Linked DNA regions of Mus musculus: region 1 is linked to region 2. The links are chromatin contacts, found by POLR2A ChIA-PET in ENCODE. All regions are on one chromosome and are shown on one strand. The core of a region is the stretch at or near the end of the contact, and the rest is flanking DNA. Distances in the headings are between cores, read along the strand shown.

Region 1 (6,962 bases), core at 306-2,805, 180 kb before region 2:
CTCTCCAGCCCCCCCGACAGCTGCCATTCTAACCATTTGAAACAGCTTCCATCTGTTCTGGAAGCTTTCCCCCAGGCAAAAGACAAGTCTTAGAAGAGAGTACATAGTCCCAGGTGTAGTGCTGCAGTACCTGCCCTGTGAGGTGACCGACCACACCTGATAAGGGACACGTACTTCTCGCTCAACATATGGAACATGCTCTCTTTCCAAGCTATATGGGTCAGTGGCTGCCGTGCTCACAGGGAATGCTTCAAATTCCCAGACTTTGAAGAGTCCAACAGGAGGGAGTCACCCCCCTGAGTCACCGGCAAGGCTGCCTGCTCGAAGAGCCAATAGCGCCCCGGAGAGGCCGCTTTCCCCACGCAGACCCACCTTGTCCATAGCAGTCTGGAAGCTTCTGTGTTTTCAAACAAAATTGGCAACAGTGAGGTGGTTGGAATCTACACAGTAGCCTCCGGCCCTTCGGGTCTTTACAGTGAGTGATTAAATAACTTCAGCGGCCACAGTATTTATAGCAACTTCTCTAGCATCCCTCCCCACGTATGGGTGAGGAGTGGGAAGATCTTAAGGGGATATCGCGAAGATGGGAGTGAAAATTCCCTCAGTCACCTGTGACTACTCTCTTCTGTAATGACGGGAAAGGAAAATCCCTTTCAGACTAGAGCTTCTAACGGTGTACTTTTAATGTGAAGTCCCTGTCGCTTGTGCCATCCTAAACTCATTGTCTAGGTACTGTGGACGCCTATGCGACCAGGACCTCGGGGTCTTGAAGTTCTGAGTTGCCTGTCTGTCTCCATGAGCGCGGAAACAGTAAGTATAGAGCAGCCGGATTACACATGGACTCATAGACAGTTCCTTTGCACGACAGCATTACAGAACCTTAACCCGGAGTTTCAAACGAGTTAAGCAAGATCTTGCTCCTGTGATTACTGCTATAACCTCACCCTGCCAAACATTTTTTCCCTAAAGAATGAACCTCAGCTCCTCAATACAGTGCTGGACACCACCGCAGCCCCCGCGCAGGTTTTCTGTTATTATGATCCTGGCCTTAGGTCCAGCCTTTCCTAAAAACTTCTCCAGAGGAATCAAAGCTCTTGCTGCAGAGGCCAAGGCAGAGCGATGTATGTCTGAGCCTACAGCCCTTCTGCAAGAAGGTGGTATCGGGGGCTACAGAGTTCGCAAAGCCCCAAGCCTGCCCTGCCTCAGAGCCCTGCGCGCTCCGGGCTCTCGGGCGACCAGCGCCGCTCAACGCTAGGAAACCCAGCGCTGGGTCGGAAAGTAGAGGGGCGTGGCAGGAGAAGGGGCGTGGTGTAGGGCGGGGCTAAGCGGGAAAGTGCGGAGGGGAGGGCTGTGAGGAGCGCCAGGCAGAAGGGAGGGTTGCGATAAAAAGGGCGTGACCTGAGGCGGGGCGTGGTGAAGGAGCGTGACATGGGGCGTGGCAGGGCAAATGGAGGCGGGGTGGAGCGTACAAGCCCCGCCCACGGCGCGTCCTTCTTTTTTCTCCGCCCTCCCACCTTAGAGCTGTCGGTGGCTTTTTCTTCTCAGCGCAGGAGTCGCGCTCGAGCGGCCCGCGCGCTTGCTGCAGGAACCAGCTCCAGGCGCTGGCGCCGGGGCCACGGGGAGGAAGCGACTTCGCTCTCTGCAGCGGGCGCGGCCCTGGGCACCGCGAGCCTCCGGAGCTCCAAGAGCTGCGGCCTCTCTGTGCGCGGTAGGCGGCATGGGACACCGAAGACCGGTTGGGTGGGCGCGCGTTCGGGCTCTGGGATCCGGGGATGGGGGAGACACGGGGACCACCACGCTGAGAGAACTGAGAGGGTGGGCGCGGGGCAGAGCGTGGGCATAGGGTGGGCACCCGGCGTGGAGCCATGATCGATCTTGGGTCCCCGGAGAGGGGCCGGGCGCCGCCCAGTGCGCTGCCGCTTCTGCTGCGGAGGCTCTGGGGTCCCACCTGCGGGGGCGGCATTGGGTGGGGACCTCAGTGGAGCGGGGACAGTCGCTCCCTAAGATGAGCCTAGGCTGCAAACCGAGAAAGAGGCCTGGGGCTCTCCTTAGTCCCAGGGCGCCTTAGGGTTCTGATTGTTGAGGGGGACTCCCATCGCCAAAGTCGAGGGGACCCCTTCTGCCCCATGCATCGCGACCCTGCTGAGTTAAGTTAGTTTCGCTTTTCCCGCCAGTCCGGGCTCTGATTTGTAGCGGCCCTAGTCCCCCTTCCCGATCCGGCCCCCGTAGCGCCTCTCTCTGGGAGACTGCCTGGTGACACTGCGCGCGGCGCCAGCCACCCCGGAGCCGCCGATGCTTCTCCGGGCAACCGAGGTTATGTCAGGAAATCGATGGAAACAGAGAAACAAGAGCAGCCTGAATCGGATGGTAGAGCAGAGGATGAGTTGTCCCGCGCCTGACGAGTGTGCGAGGACTTGCTAATCTCCAAGTTTAAGGATGTGCCATGGCAAAGACTGAATGTTCACAAATGGTGCCTGTGAAGATGTTTGCCAGCCAGGAAGTTGTGTGTGCTTTTGCGAATGAGAGTGTGACCTTGTGAGTTTCTGTTCGTGTCTGTTGTTGTGTATCGTTGTGAATATGTGTGTTTCCTAAATGTTCTTGCCTGTCTGTGAACAGTAGTGGGGCTGGCCATTGGCTCTGGAAGGTTGTGGAGTATAACTCCCCTTGCTTGGTTGGTTTTGGTAAGTGGGGTATTGCTGGAGTGCTGGCTGGCACCTTTCCAGGGAAGCTCCTGCCAGCTGAGCGGGGCTCAGGCTCCTCTCTCTTTTTCTCTGAACTCAAGCTGTACAGTGTGGTGGTGAGCTGGCAGAAGCTGCTTCCTGAGTGAGTAATAGTTAATTAAACACTTTAGTTAGTAACATCAGAAACTGCTCATGAGCTGAGTTTTAACAGGTGTTTATGGTAAGAGCGCCAGCCCCCATGATGAAGGCTTGGTGTCCTTGAAGGTTTAGGATCGCCGACGAGTGTGTGTGTGTATGTGTGTGTGTGTGTGTGTATGTGGGTACACACACACACACACACACATACACACACACACTCACACACACACACACACACACACACACACACACACACACACACACACACACACGCTGAGGTAGGATGGCCTGGAGGGAGTTGGCTTTCTTCCTAATTGTTAGACTCTAGGAGAGAGTGGGATTGCCTTTTCCTTTCTGCCCTACGCCTTCCCAGCTCGCATCTCTGGGAGGCAGAAAGCACTACACTAACATTAGTGGTACAGACAGAGGGAACCATTCAGTCAGAGAATCCCAACATCATTTAGAGACTATCTGCCCAGACCAACCCTTTCCCAGTGGAGGCCCAGAGAGGTTGGGTGATTTAGCCAAAGTGCACAGCCAGGGCTATGCACCAAGACAAAAATCCTGGCTGTTGCTTACTGTCCCTAGCTCTGAGGTCATAGGCCAGTTATCTGCAAACTGACGGGCTGGATTAGATCATCTGAAACAGTTCTTCTCCTTTTACTGCAGGGAACACTTCTTCCAATAGATCGAAGATGTTATCTAGATGGGAGATATGGAGTTTCTGAATCCGGAAACTTTACAAGCCTTTTTCTTCCTTAGCCTGTATCCCACTCAAATCAGCCAGACCAAAACCTGGGGAGAAGCCATAACTGTCAGTCTTAGGAAGGCTGGTTCTTGCCTGGGGCCCTGGGTGAAGTCACTTAGGGGGTAAATTAGGCTTCTTGAGTGCGAGGCTGTGCCAGCAAGGGTGGACACACCCTTCAATGGATTCCTCGTGGCTGCTGCATAAAATGGGTCCCCTTGGAATCAGCAGAGATGTTGAATTTCTCCTTGCTCCCCAGGCGCTTCTCATAGTGTTGTGAGTTTAATCTAGGGACTTCACACCAGTCTCTTTCAGAAATAGTGTGTGGCCAATATTCATGAATTGATTCATCTTTTTGTTAGGATGCACAGTGCATGGCAGGTATGCCTCCATGGGTCTGGGCGCCAGCACACAGTCCCTGCGTTCCCTGCAAGCCAGATTAGTGAGAGCAAGAGCAAAAGGCTGCCTATCACCCGGGGCTCTCAGTGCCGTGCCCACCCTTCTGCAGATGGCATCCCCGCCATTGGGCTCTGCTGTGAGCTCTCATCGCACTCCTGCTGGGCAACGGCTGGCACTGGTGGCAGCCTCCAAGCCAAGTGCTTGACACATTGCATTGTCTACACTTCTGAGGTGCTTGGATTGGGCGCTCACCGCTTCCACCCCCCTCTGCCCCAGCAGGTTACTTAACCAAGGTCTGTTTGCCATTGAAGGGTGGAGTCAAAACTTCAATCCAGTCACCATCACCATGGCAGTGTAACTCTCTTGTGCCTTCCCTGTCCCTTCAGCAAGTTTGTGTTATTATCGAGTGTGTACTGTGTGTGTGTAGGGGGTGCACATATGCCATAGCATGTGTGTGCATGTGTGTGTGTGTGCCAGTTTGTGGCACTTTGTCTGCTGAACCATCTTGATAGCCCCTGTTAACTTTATAAGTGGATTTTTCTGTTGTTGCTGCAAAAAACTCAATTATAGACTTGTAGAAAAGATAATGTGTAACACCGTGGGGTTGCTGGGAATCGAACTCAGGACCTCTGGAAGGGGCGTCGGTGCTCTTAGTCGCTGAGCCATCTCTCCAAGACTGGAAATGATAATGGAATGAACACGCCTTCACCTTTCTTCACCAGTTCTGAGGGTCATCATGTGCACATACATGTACGTATACCTGCATACATACATGTTGGAATATTCAGAAGCAGAAATATGTTGCCTTTCCTATGGTACCTTGTAAGGTGTATTAAAGGGGAGAGTTGGGCTAAAAACAGACCCCGTGACTCTGTATGAGGGGAAGGTTTGTGTGCCATCTTGTGTGTCTTCACTTTCTGCACTTTGAAGGAGAAGATGATGCTATCTATATTCTGTCGATGACCATGACCGTGCTGCCAGCAGCCCATGGGGGCTCCAGTTTGGTGCCGCTCTGCTCTTCAGAGCCGCTGGGCAGCGCCTGGCTTATTTAGCATTGTAAAAGTTCTGTTCCTTGCCTAATATTAAAAACAATGAGTCTGAGGATCCTGAGGCAAACCACATGGATTTAGGCCGTCTTGGCCTCCCTGAAGAGTTGGGCAAGAGAAGCCGCCAAGGCACAGCCCCGCTCTGAGGCCGGCCGTGGAGTCGCAGACCTTGTGCAATGCTCACGCAGGGGTCACGGCAGGCCTGGGTGTTAGGAAGGAGAGATGATTTGTCAACAAATGCTGGATCAGACATCAATCCAAGCTTAGCTCTCCAGCTTGCAGAGCTGACCATGGCTGGAAGGGGCTGGGAGCCCCTGCTTTCCCCCAACTTCTGCGTGCCCCGGGCTGAAGGTGGAGGAGGGTAGTGACTGGGATGTGACCTCCACACTCACGGAAGGACAGCTGAGTGGGAGATTGGCGTCTCAGGGTGGGAGGACCCTGCCTGTGACAAGGTCTCTACTCTGCCCCTCACGGTGAACCCTGCTTGCCACGTTAGCTATGTGGCTATGAAGCTTCCAGCTGTTTTGGGGGCCACCTTGATTGTTAAATTTACACCTGTGTAAGTTACTTTTCTTATTGCTATGGTGAAATATCTGATTTTGTTATATGTACATATACATATATATATGTATACATATATATACACACACACATATATACATATATATACATATATATATATATATACATAGATATGAAAATATAACAAAGAACAACTTAAAGGAAAGGCAGTTTCATCATCTTGGGGAAGGTGTAAGCACAGAAGCCAGAGGTTCCTGGTGTCATGGTGTCCACGGTCAGAAAACAGTGAGATAGGTGCCCATGCTCAGCTGGCTTTATCCTGTTCAGTTAGCCCGTCTTGGGCGGTGACACTTACATCCAAGGCTGGTCTTCCCTCCTCTTGAAACAGCCTCACAGACACACTAGTCTCTGAGGTGATCCTAAATCCTGTCAAGTTGACCAGGAAGACTAAACATCATGGCACCTCTGAGCTGTGAGCATCGGCATCCCCTACCTGTCATCCCACCCTTAAGGAGCAAAGGTGCTCTCCCTTGGGGTCACCTCCCTTTGGGCCATCTTACCTGTGCACAGTGAGCTGCCTTCCAAAGAAATGTCTGTGCCTCCTAATTTCCTAGGAGGAATCTACAAGCCTATGGGGGTAGATTTTTGTGGGTCTGGGGTCCTGGTGGCAGGGAACATAGAGTTGGGTCTGCTGACTTGATTGAGGCCGAGGTTCTTCGTTTAATGTTGCAGACCAGGAGTTGGGAAGGACGTTAACAGGTTGGCTTGGCCGGCTGAAACATGGAAAGCTGGCACACTGTGTCAGAACTGGAGATGCCAAGTCTCTCTGGGTTGGGTGGAGGAAGGGTCCGCAGCAGCTGGAAAAGATCGGGGTTCCAGAGGAGCGGATCTCTCCCACTTCAAGCCTCACTGCCCATCCTGGGGGGGCCCAGCAGATGGGCTTCCTCCCTCCAGTACTCTGGGAAATAGATTTGGGAGACCCACTCTGAAGTGCTTGTTGGTCTTCTCTGACCTTCTGTGGGACCCGTCACTGAGAACTCTCAAGTCAGTACAGATGGGGGAGGAGGCTGAGAGGTGGCACTCAACCTCCAAGGGCACGGTGGGTGTAATTAGTAATTACCATAATGGGCGGTCGAGCAAAGCAGCAATCACAGCTGTCTGGCTCGTGCAGACCTATGGGGCTGGAGAGTTAATCACCATGTTCCTAGGGGTGAAGTAGACGAGAAGCCTGCTGCCTTCTTGACTGTACAAGCAAAAGGCTTCCAGGGTGAGCGAACTGGAAAGCATAACTCGGATCATAAAACCAGACGCGTGGATCCGCAACTCGTCCCGCCTGAGCTCCATGACAGGGAGGCTGGGCCTACCCAGGTACACCCAAGTCACTTACGAAGAAAGTATACACTCTTAATTTTTCAGCCAGGCCTCCCCAAA
Region 2 (7,627 bases), core at 4,799-7,298:
CCCTTTCCAACCCCCTGCCCTCCCCTCTCTCTCATGCAGTCAGTGCTGCTTATGTGTGCGCGGGTGTGAGGTCATGCTCTGGAGCATGGGAAACCTGCCAGTGGCCTCATCCTAAGAAGTGGATGAGTCTTCCTCCCCTGGCGACGACCCCACAGCCAATGGCTCCTCAGGAAAGAAGCGGAGGCTGGACACCCCATCTACGATGTCTGTGCCAGCTTGTTGGCTAGTTTGGTGCTGTGCAGGTGGGTCACCACAGATGCTGTGAGCTGACTGGGACGTCCCTGTCACATCCAGAAAACAACATTCCACGTCTCCCTCTTCCCCAACGCCCCATGGTGGTGGGGCTAATGGAGACGTGCCGTCCCGAGCTCTTCCTCTTTAGAACAAGGGACTCAGACTGCAGAGTGAAGACACACCCCGAGGATGGAAGAGAATGGGAGTAAAGCAAGATGGAGCCACAGCCACAACCTATCCTATAATCTTTGTGCCTTCCATGTGTGTTCTTAACTGACTGTACAGGCTGGGACCCTAACCCAGTGCAGCGATGGAGAAGAGTTCGAGCTCACACCTGTGCTGCTAACCTTGGGGGATGGGCGGCCACTGGCCACCATAAAGTATGACGTCAGCTGTAGGCTTGTTCCAGACAAAGTCTCATGTAGCTCAGGCTGGCTTGGAATTCCTGATCCTGTAGCCTCTACCTCCTGAGTGAAGGACCACGGGTCAGACAGGTAGGCAGGGAGGAAGGGCAGCGACGCTCTAGGTAGATTAATATGCTCTCCACTTAGACAAAAAAAGGTGGTTAGCTTTCTTGAAGACAAGGGTTTGCTGCCTGTTTTCCTGCCAGGGAGAACTTCTCAGTGGCATTTTTGAAGAAGGGTACGCTAGATTGGTTTCCTATGCTGAGGACCAATCAGCTTCTCCTTCTTTGTCTAGATTACTGGCCCTGTGCTAGCCCAAACCAGCCAGTCCTGATGCAAAAAGGGAGCCAGTACCCCCCAAACATAAGAATGTTTGTCTCTGAGATTAAACTCCGACACTACCTTAGGTCTCCTTCCCACCTAAGAAGCTGTCTCTCTATGTGCTTTGTTCTCTCTCTCTCTCTCTCTCTCTGTGTGTGTGTGTGTGTGTGTGTGTGTGTGTCTGTCTGTCTGTCTGTCTGTCTGTCTGCGCACGCACTTCTGCTTTTAATAAAACTTGGCTGGCCGGGCCGGGCAGTGGTGGCCACGCCTTTAATCCCAGCACTTGGGAGGCAGAGGCAGGTGGATTTCTGAGTTCAAGGCCAGCCTGGTCTACAGAGGGAGTTCCAGGACAGCCAAGGCTACACAGAGAAACTCTGTCTCGGGGGGCGGGAGGGAACCACTTTGGCTGAGGGAGCTGGAGAGATGGCTCCCTGGTTAACAGCACTGGCTGCTCTTGCAGAAGACCTGAATTCACTTCCCAGCCCCCACATGGTGTCTCATGACTTTCTGGGATTCCAGTTCCAGGGAGCCTGATGCTCTTTTCTGTCCTCTCAGGGGATCTGGCACACAGGTGGTACACAGATATGCATGCAAGCAGAACACCCAAACACATAAAATAATTATTTTTAATTGGCTGTGGCAAGACTTGGCTTTTCCCACTTTCTTATTTTTTACACAGACAGAGAAAAATAAGAGGTTTCTACAATCCTCGGTGACTCGCCGCGACAGCAAACAAGGGTTAGGATTATAGGTGTGTACTGCCACGCCTGGCTTAGACAGCAGGAAGATTGCTGAGTCCTTTTTATCGAGAATAGTGTGCACTCGTGACAAACACTTTCTGTGTTTATTGACACTCTCCCTTTGTTCTTCTGTTAATCTGCTATGGTATATTATTGATGCTCCCATGTTAAACCAGCTTCATGGTTCGGGATTATAAGCCATTTGCTCATATATTTTCTGTAATTGCTGAATTTAATTGTGTATTTTGTTGTTTTTAGTCTTGTTTTTGAGAAAAAGTTTTATATAGCTCAGGCTGGCATAGAACTCACTGTGTAACCAAGGATGACCGACCTCTTACATTCAGGGATTACAAACATATACCACCATGACCATTTTTATTTATCTATCTATCTACCTATCATCTATTTTTATGCATATGTGTTTTGCCTGCATACATGTCTGTGTACGACTGTGTGCCTGGTGCCTTTGGAGGCCAGAAGAGAGGGCATTGGATCCCATTGGACTGGAGTTACAGGCAGTTGTAAACATAACCTGTACATGTGGATGCTGGCAATCTAACCTGGATCCTCTGGAAGAGCAGCCAGTGCTCTTAACTGCTGAGCCAGCTCTCCAGCCCATGCTCGGGTTTTCATGCCATGCTGGATTCAATACACAATGCTTTGTGCAAGCACACTGCCACTGTCCCAAAGCGAAGGATTTGTGTCCATTTCCATCTCTGCTGTACCCAAGGAGCCTGAAGTACTGATTTAAACAGTAGATGTGTTAAACAACGGAAACCAACAGCTCTTGCCATGTGGCATTGCTGAGCCAAATAACTTATTCACAGATGTCAACAAAAATTCCCAGACTTCCCTCTGAAAATGCTGCCCGAGTTCTTCCTTCCCAGCAAGGGACACACCAGGGAGTAAATTCAAGTGGTTCACAACCTCCTGCTGTAGTTCCGTAGTACAGGTGCTGTAGTCAAATCCTTCCAGGAAACAGGAGCCAAGAGGGACTAGACACGCTTCACGAGGAGGCCAATCTCTGAGCTGGCTTAATACTTAGTCCAGGGAGGAGGAAGGAGAGGTACTGTAGGTCCAGCAGGAACCTGCGCAGTGGAGGAAGGCTGGCATCCCGGAATCAGAAACAGCTCATTCAAAAACTCTGAGGCATGACAGAGCGTTGCATCAGCCACCAATTTAGCTGTTGACCTTGGGTGGATGTGTCCTGCTTGTCTACGAGAGGGAACAAAACAACAGGGCTGCCAACAACATGGGTCTGCAGTGATAGTGGACGTGAAGGACCTTGGAAAAGCTCTCGCAGGCAAGCTGCCTTGCTGACAAGCAGGCTGGAGTCTCAGCTGTGTGTCCAGCTCAGCACTGCACTGGCAGGCCCGAGGAGAAGAAGCCAGGAGACTGGCTCTGCCGAAGGGTTAGAGCCAAGGAAAGGGGTGGGTTCCCAGGGTGGCACCTCCTCTGGTTTAAAGTCCAGTCTAGGATGGGGCATGGCGCGGTGCTTGGGTGGCTGAGGTAGGCAGGCAGAGTTCTGTGAGTTCAAGCTTAGCTTTGCCCATATAGAGAGAGTTGCAGGCTGGCCAGTGCTACATAGTGAGACCTTGTCTCTGAACAGACAGTCAGACAAATAGACAAGCAAACCCCAAAATCCTGCACAGAGAGGGACAACTCCCTTCTAGTTAACAGCCTGGCAGCACCCTGCTTAAGTTCCCCACTACCCTACAAACCTCCTTTTACTGGGGCTGGAGAGGTGGCTCAGCCTACCCTTGGAGAGGACCTGAGTTCTGTCCCCAGCACTGATGTGGTGGTTTGGGACTTTCTGTAACCCCAGATCCAGGGGATCTGACTGCCTCTTCTGGTCTTCTTGGACACTAGGCATACATGTGATATATTTATACACATAATTTTTTTTTTTATTAAAAGACTTAAAAATCAGCCGGGCAGTGGTGGCGCACACCTTTAGTCCCAGTACTTGGGAGGCAGAGACAGGCAGATTTCTGAATTCAAGGCCAGCCTGGTCTACAGAGTGAGTTCCAGGACAGCCAAGGCTACACAGAGAAACCCTGTCTCGAAAAACCAAAAAAAAAAAAAAAAAAAAAAGACTTAAAAATCTATGTCAGCTAAAGTAAGCTCTCATTTCCTAAGCAACGAAAGCGAAGGATTTGGTAGATACAAGAAAGATGAAGAATCTCACCTTTTCCTTTCCTTTGTCCAATATTAGAGTGTAGCTGGTATGGATCCTCCCACATGGAGAGCTCCGCTCTACCACTGAACTCTATGCCCAGATTTGGATCGCTGCTATGCCCAGCTCTGCCTGGCAGCAATGGCTTTACTATAGAGCAATCACTGTGTTTGCAGGTGACTGAGCCTAGCAGTTGTTTCTAAGCAATGCCCACTATCAAATACAGATCTGCCGTGTTTGCTCACAGCTCGCCTCCTACTCCAGTTTCCCTCTGTGTACACACAGGACGTCTGGCAGCTCAGCCGGTTAAAGGCGGTGCTTCTCATCAGATGTGGGAGACGGAAGACAATGGGTTGGTGTGTTCTGCATCCGAATACTCTGGAAGGTAAAGGAGCAAAGGAGTGGCCTGTGGGGACAGCTTCCTCTCAGCTGCAGAGTTGGTGGGACACACACAGACCTGGAGTCCCTAGCAGGGGAGGGGGAAGGAAGGAAGGAAAGGATGAGTTCCAAGACTTGTCAGAGCTAGAAGTGTCAGAAGCAGAAGAAGGGAGAAAGTAAGAAAGAGGGAAGAGAGGGAGGGAGGGAGGGAGGGAGGGGAAGGGAGAGAGTATGAGTCAGTTTAGAAGCTGACATTAATGGCCTTGGTGCCTGTGCAGAATATAGAGTCACTACCAGGGCAGGGAACAGAAGAGACTGAGCAGGCTTGGGGGAGGAGTAGAATGATCAGTTCAATCTAGGACATTTGTTTATTAGTTCCCTGGGCAGTACTAGGTGGCAGGTACCGTGACAGGAACAATCTGTTAAGAACAACCATGAAGTGTAAAAACAAGGCCCCCCACTCCCATGGAGCTTGCATTCCAGAATGGGACAAACAGTTTGAATAAAACAGAGTGAGTACACGAGCCCACATGGAGTCACCGAAGCCATGTGATCAGGGTGCTGCCAGGGCAACCAGGCAAAGCCCAGCCAAGAGCCAGACCTGGAGGTAAGAAGATGCCAGGCTCACTGTGGCAGTGGTCCAGGATATTTAAGGGGAGGAGCGATCTGGGTCGCTCAAGTCCGAGCATCAGCGCACACAGTACAAAATTCACACTGCAAAATACATACCAAATATAATGCTATTTATAGAAAGATCAAGAACACACAAAACACTAAGGGTAGGCTAGAGGAGGGCAGGCTGTTTAGGTGACGTGTTTTTTTTTTTTTTTTCCTATTTAAGCTCAGAGCTGTGAGATGTAATATGTAATCACCATACATGTTTATACATGGAAATATTACAGAATGAAATTCTTAAAAAGATCGGGAGCTCAGGGTAAATGTACTTGCAGCCAAATCCGACAACTTGAGTCCAATTCCTGGGACCCGTGAGGCATGGTGGCTCATGCCTTCAATCACAGCACTCAGGAGGCAGAAGCAGGTAGATCTGTGAGTTTGAGGCCAGTTTGGTCTACACAGTAAGTTCCAGAACACCTAGAACTACACAGAGAAACCCTGTCTCAAAAAACAAGTCAATTCCTGGGACCTGCATGATGAATAGGCAAAACTGACTCCTGCAAGCTGTGCTCTGGTCTTCACCATTAGACAGTGGCATGTGTGAACCCATGACATCCCTTAAAAACACACAATAAAAACCACAAAAAACAGCTGGGTAATCTCAGCACTGGAGAGGCAGAGGCAAAAGGATCAATGTGACTTCGAGGTTATCTTGGTCTACATAGAAAGTTCCAAGGTGCTGGGTAGTGGTGGCGCACGCCTTTAGGCCCAGCACTTGGGAGGCAGAGGCAGGCGGATAAAATGTGAATTTGAGGCCAAGCTTGGTCTACATGGCAAGTTCCAGGCAGTCCAGGACTGCAATGTAAGACTGTCTTAAAAAAAAACAAATCACACACACATAAACATAATTTTAAAAAGAAGAAAAAGAAGAAGAGGTTTGGAGCATAGGGCATGGTTACACACTCAGTTTCCAGCCTCTGAGAAGGACCAAGCAGCTTTGACCAGTTTGCTGGTCATCCTCTTATTATCCTGAGCAGCCCTTCGGGGCCTGATCCCGCCCCGCGTTGCACGACCGCCACGCCCACATCCACCTGCCGTCCAATAGGCGTACGGGATCCGGGCCCACACCTCCGCCGCGCCGCGCCCCGCGACGTCACGGCCCGGCCTCCGCCACGTGACGGCCGCGCGCTAGGCTCTCTGCCTAGCGGCTGGAAAGCGCCGCAGAGGCCGCTGACTGGCCGGGCGCGACGCCGCGGAGGGAGCCGGGCGCCTGGGCCTCCCGCGCGCATGGGCGCGTCGGCGGCTGCCTGAGGAAGGCAGCGAAGCCAGCGGAGCTCAAGACCTCGCGCGTCCCACGAGCGGCTGCGGCGGGCCGCGGAGCCGGCGCGGCCATGGCGACGGGCACTCAGCAGAAAGAGAACACGCTGCTTCATCTCTTCGCCGGCGGGTGAGTCTGGGGCCCGAGCTGCTCTCGCCTCAGCCCCGGCCTTCTCCCCCTGCGTGCCGTGGCCTTGGGAATCCGCGTTTCCCGTCCGTCGCGGACTGGGGTGAAGCCAGGACGGGCAGCCCAGGAGGGTCGTGGCTTCGGCGTCCCCACCGCGGGGTCAGCCGGCACGGCGGCTTTCCACCCGGCGCGTCCGCGGTCCCATCCCCCACCCACCGGCCGCCTCTCGCCGTATTCTCCTTTTGAACAATTCCTGGCTGGTGTGACTGTCACCAGGGGCGATCGCGCCGAGCCCCTGTGGCTCCGGCCTCCTGGCGTTTTCCTGATCACGCTGCGGTCACTCACCGCTGCAGAGGTGCGGATGCTGGAGGTCCCGGGGCAGCTAGCCCAGGAGGTACTGCGCTGGGTCAGAGCTGCGGGCAGGTGTCGCAGGGCAGCCCGTGGCCTGCCCTGCGGAGTATGGGGGGTTGGGGGGGAACGGATGCTGGTCTGCACCACGTGGGACGGTAAATGGGGACCTCGGAAGGTTGGTCAGTGCTAATCGATCCTAAAGCACCTTTCAGTGATTTTCAGTGGAGGAACACATCATGATAGGAGGATACAACTAGGAGCTGAATTAACCCCCTAAAAAAACGAAAGTTTGGGGTTTTCTTTTTTAAATAGTATTTTTCTTTTCCTTTTGTCATAGCTGCTAGTGGCTTGGGACCCTTTTGGTGCTGGTTTTTCAAACTATCTATGGAGCTGTGTCCCCAGCCCTGGGGTCATGAAGAGCTCTTTGAGATTTAGCCCAGCTATTTAAGTTTTACATAACATGCAGCGTTTTTCCTGTGTTATCATCTTCACTTGAGAACTATAACTGGACCTAAACAGTTCCATATACTAGAAAGTAATGGTTAATGAAAGGGTTATCCAGAAAATAACGGTGATGAAAGGGTTTCTGGTGCCTTGGTCCTTTTACCTGGCAGGCTGGCAGTACCTTTCACCCGTCAGATAGCTTTAATGGTTGTGCCTAGGCAGGAGGAATTTCTTGTTCATCCATTTCTGTCAGGCCTTCATTCCTCCTATCCATGTCTTCATTGGTATTAACCTTTGAGAGTAAGCCTTAGAAGGCACCCTCACTTTATATAAATGTGTCATCCCAGGGAACTTAAAGTCTGTTAGGCATATTTTTAAAGCCAAGAGAAATAAGTTTATACTCAATGGGTTGTTTTGTTTGTTTGTTATACTTTTTCTTTTCTTTTCTTTTTTAACTGAGTGGTCTCTTATGTTGTATGTCTGCCTGCTCTTAACTGGGGGAGTTTCAGAGTGGCCTGTG

Evidence for each region. ChIA-PET counts read pairs that join two places held with the same protein, here RNA polymerase II (POLR2A).
Region 1: POLR2A ChIA-PET joins it to region 2 with 22 read pairs in Patski. The contact joins the promoter of Spsb1 here to the promoter of Slc25a33 in region 2. POLR2A ChIA-PET finds 5 or more read pairs at or near these places in 4 of 5 experiments (Patski and embryonic stem cell).

Annotation. Positions count from the first base shown.
Region 1 is chr4:149,949,599-149,956,560 of GRCm38, reverse strand. It overlaps Spsb1 (splA/ryanodine receptor domain and SOCS box containing 1), which reads left to right and starts at 1,555. Exons shown (of 3, transcript NM_029035.2): 1 at 1,555-1,708.
Region 2 is chr4:149,772,688-149,780,314 of GRCm38, reverse strand. It overlaps Slc25a33 (solute carrier family 25, member 33), which reads left to right and starts at 6,048. Exons shown (of 7, transcript NM_027460.2): 1 at 6,048-6,315. The coding sequence starts at 6,260. It overlaps Gm13073 (a long non-coding RNA gene), which reads left to right. Exons shown (of 2, transcript XR_881587.3): 2 at 40-1,935.